2 separate regions of the Homo sapiens genome follow, and region 1 is linked to region 2. Evidence: read pairs that join two places in POLR2A ChIA-PET (ENCODE). Cell type or tissue: CD4-positive, alpha-beta T cell. All regions are shown on one strand. Each heading gives the region's core, and the rest is flanking DNA. Links, peaks and the distances in the headings are about the cores only.

The links. ChIA-PET counts read pairs that join two places held together with the same protein. Peaks named below come from ENCODE experiments on the same cell type or tissue, not always from the same donor. Only the 100,000 strongest peaks of a DNase experiment are listed, where the experiment ranks them.
Region 1: POLR2A ChIA-PET joins it to region 2 with 13 read pairs; 9 of 35 experiments call an interaction of 5 or more read pairs at or near these places.

What each region holds. Positions count from the first base shown.
Region 1 is chr12:47,142,425-47,147,806 of GRCh38, reverse strand. The region is part of intron 2 of PCED1B (PC-esterase domain containing 1B); the gene reads right to left. Among named protein-coding and RNA genes, the nearest start is that of MIR4698, 43 kb to the left of the region's middle. In CD4-positive, alpha-beta T cell, for the core only: no CTCF peak of the experiment used is centred there; no DNase peak of the experiment used is centred there; H3K27ac peaks cover 526 bases.
Region 2 is chr12:47,204,472-47,209,853 of GRCh38, reverse strand. All of the region lies in intron 2 of PCED1B (PC-esterase domain containing 1B), which reads right to left. It overlaps PCED1B-AS1 (PCED1B antisense RNA 1), which reads left to right. Exons shown (of 3, transcript NR_026544.1): 3 at 1-1,434. Among named protein-coding and RNA genes, the nearest start is that of PCED1B-AS1, 9.3 kb to the left of the region's middle. In CD4-positive, alpha-beta T cell, for the core only: no CTCF peak of the experiment used is centred there; DNase peaks (open chromatin) are centred at 1,873, 2,363 and 3,793; H3K4me3 peaks cover 1,572 bases; H3K27ac peaks cover 4,187 bases.

The DNA of each region.
Region 1 (5,382 bases), core at 206-5,205, 62 kb after region 2:
GCATTAAGGGCAATTCTGGTGAGGGCTTAGAAGACTCCAGAACTAGGGAGAGCCTAGATGTTCTCAGGGATTACTTAAGTGATCAGATTATCAATAGAAATATGGATGGGTAAATAAATATCAGTGGAAATACTGACAGTAAATAGTAAATAGATATCAATAGAAATAGAACATGGATGGTAGACAGATAGAATATGGATGGTAAATAGAATATGGATAGACAAATAGAAATAAAATATGGATGGTAAATAGATATCAATAGAAATATGGAGAGTAAATAGATATCAGTAGAAATAGAATATGGATGGTAAACAGACATCAGTGGAAATATGGATGGTAAAAGCCATTCTGAGGAGATCTCAGATGGAATTGAGGAACAAGGAATTGGAAACTGAAGTAAAGCCCATGCTTGTTATACAACTGCAAAGAATAGGGCCGAATTGTGTTTATGGCTGAGGGCTTTATGGAAGGTGACATTTAAGAGCAATGAGGCCAGGCACAGTGGCTCACACCTATAATCCCAGTACTTTGGGAGGCCGAGGCAAGTGGATCACTTGAGGTCAGAAGTTTGAGACCAGCCTGGCCAATATGGTGAAACCCTGTCTCTACTGAAAAAACAAACAAACAAATAAACAAAAATAAGCTGGGCATGGTGACACATGCCTGTAGTCCCAGCTACTCAGGAGGCTGAGGCAGGAGAATTGCTTGAGCCCAGGAGGTGGAAATTGCAGTGAGCCGAGATTGCACCACTGCACTCCTGCCTGGGCAACAGAGCAAGACTCCATCTCAAAAAAAAAAAAAAAAAAAAGAGCAATGAACTAGGATATCTAAAGAAATTTCTAAACAAAATATTGTAGAAGCTATAAGGCTACTTTAAACTGCATACAGTAAGATGCAAGAGGAAAGAAATGACTCAGAGATGGAATTTATAATTACAGTCATGTTTTAATCAACAATCACATACAGGCATATCTGAGAAGTATTGTGGCTTTGGTTTCTGACCACTGCAATAAAGCAAATATCACAATAAAGTAAATCGTATGAATTTTTGGGTTTCCCAGCACATGCAAAAGTTATGTTTACACTATACTTTATTAAGTGTGCAATATCATTGTATCTAAAAAAAAGTACATACCTTAATTAAAAATACTTTATTGCTAAAAATGCTAATAATCATCTGAGCCATTGGCAAGCTGTAATCTTTTTGCCGGTATAGGGTCTTGCCTCAATCTGATCAGGGTGGTAGTTGTTGAAGATTGGGGTGGTTGTGGCAATTTCTTAAAATAAGACAAAAATGAAATTTGACTCATCAATTAACTCTTCCTTTCATGAAAGATTTTTTTCTGTAGCATGCGATGCTGTTTGATAGCATTTTACCCACAGTAGGACTTATTTCAAAATTGGAGTCAATCCCCTCAAACCCTGCCACTGCTTTATCAACTAAGTTTATTAAATATTCTAAATCCTTTGTTGTCATTTCAACAACGTTCACAGCATCTTCACCAGGAGTAGATTCCATCTCAAGAAACCACTTTCTTTGGTTATCCATAAGAAGCAACTCCTCATTTGTTCAAGTTTTATCATGAGATTGCAGCAATCAATCACATCTTCAGTCTCCGCTTCTATTTCTAGTTGCATTGCTATTTGCGCTACATCTGCAGTTACTTCCTCCACTGAAGTCCTGAATCCTTAAAGTCACCCATGAGAACTGGAATCAACTTCTTCCAAACTCTGTTAATGTTGATATTTTGACTTCCTCCTATGAATCATGAATGTTCTCACTACCATCTAGAATGGTAAGTTTTTTCCAGAAAGTTTTCAATTTTCTTTGCCCAGATCAATCAGAGGAATCACTGTCTATAGCAGCTGTAGCCTTATGAAAAGTATTTCTTAAATGACAAGACTTGAAAGTTGAAATTACTCCTTGATCCATGGGCTGCAGAATGAATGTTGTATTAGCAGGCATGAAACAACATTTATCTCCTTGCACATCTCCATCAGAGCTTTTGAGTGAGTAGGTGAATTGTCAATAAGCAGTAATATTGTAAAAGGAATTTATATTTCTGAGTAATAGGTCTCAATAGTGGACTTGAAAATATTCAGTAAACCTTGTTGTAAATAGATATGTTGTTATCCAGGGTTTGTTCCATTTCTACAGCACAGGCAGAGTTAATTTAGCATTATTCCTAAGAGCCCTAGGATTTTCAGAATGCTAAATGAGCATTAGCTTCAACTTAAAGTCACCAGTTGCATCGGTACCTAAAAAGACAGCCTGTCCTTTGAAGCTTTGAAGTTAGGCACTGACTTCTCTCTAGCTATGCAAGTCCTAGACGGGATTTTCTTCCAATAGCGGCTGTTTTGTCTACACTGAAAATCTTGTTTAGTGTAGCTGCCTTCATCCATTATCTTAGCAAGATCTTCTAAATAACATCCTGCAGCTTCTACATCAGCACTTGTTGCTTCACCTTGCACTTTTATGTAATGGAAACGGCTTCTTTCCTTAAATCTCATGAACCAATCTCTCTGCTGGCTTCAACCTTTTCTTCTGCAGCTTCCTCACCTTTTTCAGTCTTCATAGAATTAAAGAAATTTAGGGTCTTGTTCTGGATTAGGCTTTGGCTTGAGGGAATGCTGTGGTTGGTTTGATCATCTATCCAGACCTCTAAAATATTTTCCATATCAGCAATAAGGCTGTTTTGCTTTCTTATCGTTTGTATGTTCACTGAAGTAGCACTTTTAATTTGCTTCAAGAATTTTTCTTTTGCATTTACAACCTGGTTAACTATTTGGCACAAGAGGCCTTGCAGCCTATCTCAGCTTTTGACATGGGTTCCTCAGTAAGCTTAATCATTCCTAGCTTTTGTTTTGAAGTAAGAGAATTGTGACTTTTTCTTTCACTTAGAGACCATTGTAGAATTATTAATTGACCTAATTTCAATATTGTTATGTCTCAGGGAATAGGAAGGCCCAAGGGATTTTGAGACAGGGGAATGGCCACTCAGTGGAGCAGACAGAACACACACAACGTTTGTTGATTAAGTTTGCTGTTGGTGGTCCTGTAGGATGATAATACCATATTTTCACTGTACCTCTTTTATATTTAGATATGTTTAGATACACAAATAGTTACCATTGTGTTCCCTTGGGTCCATCACATAGCCTAGCTGTGTAGTAGGCCATACCATGTAGGTTTGTGTAAGTACACTCTGTGATATTCAGATGATGACAAAATTGCCTGACAATGCCCTTTTTAGAAATGCAATGTATGACTATAAAGGAGAAGCAGAATGGAAAAATTTTGAAAATTTTCAACCTGGCCATGTGAAGAATAAAAAAGCCTATTCAGGAGAGCAAACCAAGTGTGTGACCAAGATACTGTTAAGGAGATTAGTATGGACAGAAAGAATCATCAAGACAATAGGAGAATGACCTCAAAGTCATTTAGAGATCCTTGAGGCTGTCCCTCCTGTTACAGGACCAGAGCTCTAGGAGGGCAGGATAGTTTCAAAGGATGATCCTGAGAACCCTCTGTGGGCTCACTATCCAGAGCCTCCTAGATTTCTCCTTCCCACATTTCAGTGCATTGCTCCTCGGCTGCCTTAGCTGTGGCTAAGGCACAGTGGGACCAGGTGTGGCTCAACCCACCACTCTACAAGGTATAAGCCATAAACCTTGGTGGCATTCATGTGGTGCTAGTTCTTTAGGCGTGAGAAATGCAAGAGCTGTGGGGGCATGGTTTCTTTCACCTAGATTTCAAAGGATGTCATAAACAGCCTGGGGTCCCTGATAAAAATTTTTTGCAGGGGTGGAGTAACTACAGAGAGCCCCAACTAGGGCAATGCTAAATGGAAATGTAGGGTCAGAGCTGCCACAGAGAGTTTCCACTAGAGCAATGCCTAGTAAAGTTTATTTCTGGGCTCTCTATTCTGTTTTGTTTATCTATGTGTCTATTTTTACACCAGTACCATACTATTTTGATTACTATAGCTTTGTAACATAATTTGAAGTCTAGCTTTGTTCTTCCTGTTCAAGATTGTTTTAACTATTCAGGGTCTTTTGTGTTTACAAGTAAATTTTACGGTTTTTCTTTTTCAGTGAAAAATGCCATGGGAATTTTGATAGGGATTACACTGAGCTTGTAGCTTGCTTCAAATAAAATGGAAATTTTGGCAATATGATTTTTCTGATTCCATGACCATGGGATATCTTTCCATTTACTTGTGTCTTCCTTATTTCTTTCATCAATGTCTTATAGTTTTCTGTGTACAGATCTTTCATCTCCTTGGTTAAATTTATTCCTAAATATTTTAATTTTTGATGCTATTATAAATGGAATTGTTTTCTAAGTTTCTTTTATGAATAGTTTTTTATTCATGTAAGCTTGTCATTCATGTATAGTAACACAGCTGAGTTTTGTATGTTAATTTTGTTTCTTGTAACTTTACTAAATTCATTTATTAGTTGTAATAGTTTGTTGGTCAAGTCTTTAGGACTGGCTACGTACAAGATCATGTCATCTGTAAACAGAAACAACTTACCTTTTATCATTCCAATTTAGATGCATTTTATTTCTTTTTCTTGCCTAACTGCTCTGGCTAGGACTTCCAATACTATACTGAATAGAATTGGCAAGGATGGGTGTCCATCCTTGCCTTGTTCCTGATCTTAGAGGTAAAGCTTTCAGTGTTTCACAGCTGGGTATGATGTTAGCTGTGGGCTTATCATATATGACCTCTATTATGTTGAGGTAAATTGTTTCTATACCTAATAAGTTGAGAGTTTCATCATAAAGGATGTTGAATTTTGTCAATGCATTTCTGCTTCTATTGAAATGATCATACAGTTTTTATTTTTATTTTTGTTAACATCATGTATCACATGTATTGATTTGTGTATGAATTTCTTAAAATTAGTTTTTTGCCTCTTTCTCTCTTCTTCTGTTACCATAATTTGTAAATTCATTTGCTTGATAGTATCGCATGGCTTCTTTATTATGCTTTCTTAATTCTTTTAATTTCTTCTTTTGTTTTGGTTCCTCTAATTGGCTAATTTCAAATAATCTGTTTTTGATTTGCTGATTTTTTTCTTCTGCGCGATCAAGTCTGTTGTTGAAGCTCTCTACTGATTTTTTTTCATTCTGTCATTATATTCCTCAGCTCTAAGATTTTGTTTGGTTCTTTTCTATGTTTTTTATTTCTTTATTACACTTCTCATTTTGTTTATGGATTGTTTCCATGATTGCATTTGTTTGTGTTCTCTTGCATCTCATTGAGCTTTTTTAAGATAATAATTTTGAATAATTTGTCAGGCAATTCATAGATATCCAATTCTTGGGGGTTGGTTACTGGAGCTTTATTAGTTTCCTTTGGTGTCATGTTTGCC
Region 2 (5,382 bases), core at 148-5,147:
AGTCTTGCTCTTTCTAAGACTCAGATCTTATAATTTTACTTCCCTTCATAGGTTGAATTTAACCTGCTAAATCACATAAAATTTTTCTGAAGATACCAGCCTTTCTGCCTTAATCAAACACATTAGCCAAATCCATAGCATTACTGGGATAAAGCCTGAAGATCCCAAATTGATAAGGCATCTGGATTCCCTTTGATAACAGTATTCAATAACAATGAACACCTACTGAGTATACTATTCCAAGCATTTAAAGTGTATCAACTCTTTTCACAAAATCAACAATAATTATTATTGCTACCATTTATTGAGAGTCTACTTTAATCCAGGTGTTACATATTCATGTATTCATTATTATTACCTTTTTTTTTGAGACGAAATCTTGCTCTGTTGCCCAGGCTGGAGTGCGATGGCATGATCTTGGCTCACGGCAAACTCCGCCTCCCTGGTTCAAGTGATTCTCCTGCCTCAGCCTCCCGAGTAGCCGGGATTACAGGCATGTGCCACCATGCCCCGTTGGCCAGGCTGGTCTCGAACACCTTACCTCAGGTGATCCTCCCACCTTTGGGATTACAGGTGAGCCCAGCCTATTGTTACCTTTAAAACCACCCTGCAGGGTAGCTCTTACTGTCTCCATGAGGAATATCAGAAAAGGGAAAGGACTTCCTGGAGGGCTGGTTCTGCCTCAAGCCAATCAGCTGACACTAAGCAGTGAAGCCGGAATCTGAGGTCCCTCTGCCTGCCCTGGTCTTTGCTCACCCTGACAACCAGACACCTCACTGTGTCCTGAGCAGCATAGATGCCACACGCACAGTGCCACATAGAGAAGGGTGATGTAAATGAAAATTAAAACACTGTGACAAAGTCAAGCAGGGCATTTGTTTTTGTTGTTGTTAAGTTATTTTTGGTAGATACAGGGTCTCACTATGTTGACCAGGCTGGTCTTGAACTCCTGGGCTCAAGCAATCTGCCTGCCTCAGCCTCTCAGAATGTTGGGATTATAGACATGAACCACTGCACCCGGCCAGTGTCAGTCTTTGTTCCCTACAAGTGAAATCAAAACAGCCTCACGCCTGTAAACCCAGCAGTTTAGGAGCCCAAGGTGGAAGGATCGCTTGAGCCCAGGAGTTTGAAACCAGTCTAGGCAACATAGTGAGACCCTATCTATACAAAAATAAAAATAGCCTGGGCAGGGTGACTCATGCCTATAATCCCAGTACTTTGGGAGGCCAAGGTGGGTGCATCACTTGAGGTCAGGAGTTCGAGACCAGCCTGGCTAACATGGAGAAACCCTGTCTCTATTAAAAATACGCCTGTAGTCCCAGTTACTCGGGACGCTGAGGCAGGACTGCTTGAACCTGGGAGGTAGAGGTTGCAGTGAGCCGAGATCGCGATACTGCACTCTAGAGCCTGAGTGACAGAGTGAGACTCCGTCTCAAAAAAATAAAAATAAAAAATTAGCTGAGGGTGGTGGTGCGTGCTATACTCAGCTACTCAGGAGGCTGAGGTGGGAGGATCACCTGAGCCCAGAAAGTCAAGTCTGCAGTGAGCTATGATCGTGCCACTGCACTCCAGCCTGGGAGATGAGACCCTGTCTGAAAACAAACAAACAAACAAAAACCAAAATGGCTAAGTTTACAGCACCAAGTCTATCCCTTAACAGTATGACTGCTTTGAGTTCAGGCACGTGTCTAAGGGCAGCCGGTTCAGAGACCTTGACACCTGGTGGAGTCACAGAATCAAGACCCTGGGAAAACTTCTTATAGCTTATTTATTTAAAGCTTTACAATTGTTTACACTGCTCAGGAAAAAAAGAAAAAAAAAACCCAACAAATTATGGGTGTTCAGAGAGCTGTGTTAGCCCACAAAGTTCGAGGGAGAAACTGTCATTCACAGAGCTTGATTAACCACAGACTTAAATTTCAGGAGGAAGTAAGCTATGAAAAATCTGTAACCTCTGCCTGTCATATGCTTAGTTTGTTAAAGAAAACTAGAGAAGGAGCTTGTTATTCTTTAAATAGAAAAGCTCCAAAAAGCCCTAAAATGTTTTATCTGAATAAGTTCTCTCAGTAGGTATCTTAAGAATAATAGATTATAGTCAGGGGTTAGGGGCCAGCTCACAAGACTGATGCAAGTTCTTTAAGTTGTGATTGTGTCTGATGAAGAGGAATGCATACTTACATATTTGTGTAAGGAAGATTTCCTTATTGTCATTTCCTTCCATCGCTTGGTCCATAAAAGCAAAGAGGAAGGAAGGGAGGTCTGTGGTCATACACACTGTCACCCATGCTAAGAGAAAAGGTAGTTGAGAGCTCTGCCTGCCCACGTGCCCATCTGCTGGGTCATCCTTGTCCTATCAGGAGAGAAAGAGCACTTCCTTTCCTCAGTGGGACTGGGAGGAGGCAGCAGCCTCAGGCAGCTGGAAGGTGTGCCCCTGGGCCTCACACAGCTCTGGGGAGGTGGCACAGGGCTTCCTCTTTCATAGAGCTAATTAGGTTCTTATCTGTGCTACCAGATGAGCCCAGCTGCCAGCTCCTTACTTCATCTCAACCAATCCAACAGGCTATTCAAACCAACACTGATATTATTCTAGCAATATGTTTATGTATTTTGGACAAAAGTTTAAAGTAATTTAGTCCTCCATCTGTCACCTTCAGGCTAAAGTCCTTTATTTTCTTGGTGCATTGACCATGGGGCTCCATCTAGGCTCTGAAAGGATATTCCCTCAAGGCCCTGAGCTAGAGACCACAGGGTAACTCTACATGCTGTTCTCCTAATAAGATTTTGGTAACATCTGATTGTTTGCTAAAATCCCATTCAAAGCTCCTTCTACCTGGGCAGAGCCTGCCAAGTTGAGTTCAGCTTCAGTTGGATGAGTATGTCAAAGTCCCTGGCCATTCGAATAGCCATTTACCTAAGGCAAGAGCAAATGCTGGCTAAAGCATCTAATCACCATTTATTTATGTTGGTGATGTTGGGATTTGAGAGCACAGAGTGGAAGGTAGAAACAGGGTAGTGTCTGTAACTACCGTCAGATCTACTTCTTCACTTTCATTTTTAACATACAAGGTCCTTAAAAAAACCTTGGATTTTTTTTTTGTTGCGGGGGCGGGGTAGAGATGAGGTTTCGCTATATTGACCAGGCTGGTCTTGAACTCCTGGCCTCAAGTGATCCTTCTGCCTCAGTCCCCCAAAGAAAACCTAGCAGTTGAAAAATGATCAATTCATATAAAGAGAAACTGAAAAAAGACTTTTGCCTTGTCCCCAGCAGGCTGAGGAATTACCAAGGAGGCAGGAGGTGGAGCAAAACACACCAAGCCTGGTGCCAATCATTGACAATATTATGGTTAGTACTTACTGAGGGCTGACTATGGTTGAAACTGCCTTTGCAAAATTATGACTGAGACGGTGAAAGAGATCTAACTTAACCAACGCTAGCTATCTTGCCTCTAACCTCCAAGCTGTCCTTGTTCATTCCTGGGCATAGGCTGAACTAACTTTGGGAGAAATTTAGTTTATAGTTTGAAACAAAGATGATAACAGCCCTTTGCCAAAGCAGACCTCCTTCTTGTCTGGGGACTAGATGGCCTTTGTAGGACTAACATGAGCCACAAGATTAGAAATTATGGATAGGAGTCATGCAGCTGGAGTCTCCAAGATTCTGACCCTCCCTAAACTGCTCCCAAGATCAATGCTTGAGATATTTTGCAGACCCTGCATGTGATGGATCAGCTGACACCATCCAGATCGGTAAACTGGTTCATCTGATCTTGTGCCCTCCACCCAGGAACTGACTCAGCGCAAGAAGACAGCTTCGACTCCTTGTGATTTCATCCCTAACCAATCAGCACTCCTGGCTCACTGGCTTCCCCCAACCCACCAAATTGTCCTTAAAAACTCTGCTCTCCAAACGCTGGGGGAGACTGATTTGAGTAATAATAAAACCCTGGTCTCCTGCACAGTTGGCTCTGCGTGAATTACTCTTTCTCTATTCCAATTCCCTTATTTTGGTGAATTGGCTCTGTCTACGCAGTGGGCAAGGTGAACCCCTTAGGCGGTTACATGGTTATTGCCCCTTTTTTTTCCTTCCTTCCTTCCTTCCTCTCTCTCTCCCTCTTTTCCTCCCTCCTCTTCTCCCTCTTTCCCTCTCTTTCTTTCCTCCTATTCATAAAAACCTATTGAAACTGACTTTGCAAAAATTACAACTAAGAAAATTATGTCAGTGAAAGAAATCTGACCTAACTGACTCCACCTTGCTTCTAATTTCCAAGCTGTTACACCATTCCTGGGTATAGGCTGAACTAACTTTGGCAGGAACTTAGTTTATAGTATAACTTTGAAACAAAGACGGTAACAGCCCTTTGCCAAAACAAACCACCTTCCTACCTGAAGACTACACTGTCTTTGCAAGACTACCACCTTAGGTACCAGATTATAAATTATGGTTTAGGAGTCATGCAGCTGGAGGCTGCAGGATTCTGAACCTTTCCAAATTGCTCCTGGGGATAACGTCACTATAATAAAACCTAAGATCAGTGCTTGAGGTATTTTGTAGACCCTGTACTCCATGGATCAGCTGGTACCACCCAGATCGATAAACTGGCTCATCTGATCTTGTAGCCTCCATCCAGGAATTGATTCAGTGCAAGAGGACAACTTAGACTTTTTATGATTTCATCTCTGACCTGATCTATCAGCACGCCCCACTTTCCAACCCCCTACCCATCAAATTATCCTTAAAAACTCTGATCCCTGAACTCTGGAGAGGCTGATTTGAGTAATAATAAAACTCCAGTCTCCCATACTGTGGCTCTGCACGAGTTACACTTTCTCTGTTGCAATTCCCCTGTCTTAATAAACTGGCTCTCTCTAGGCAGTGGGCAAGGAGAACCTGTTAGGTGGTTACACTATTGGCTACATTAGTTTATGGTTACAGTATTTACATATAACCTCAATTACAAGGAAAATTAAATGATTACGGAGGCAACTGAACTAGAGTATCCAGATTCTTTTATACTAGGAGTCACTAAGTATATAGTATTTATTGCTAAATTAGAAATAAATGTTATGGCCCATCTGTAGACAATAAGGCAAATTCAGAGGAGCAATTAAGAGCCACCCAGAACCTTGACTTTTAGATGCATGACCTGCCTCCCCTGGTCTGTAGGCAGTGGAGGATTAAGGAAACAAAGTGCAAGGTAGCCCTGGGAGTAAATTAACAGCATAATACACACTTCAAGAACACCCAGAGATCTGTGAGTGAGACCAGGAGTTGCAAAGTTAAATGGCTGTAGGGACCAGACATGAGATACAAATGAATAAATGAGCAGGGTTTGTTCTTTGTATATAGATTCACTTTGCATATTAAACATGGAAGAGTATCAG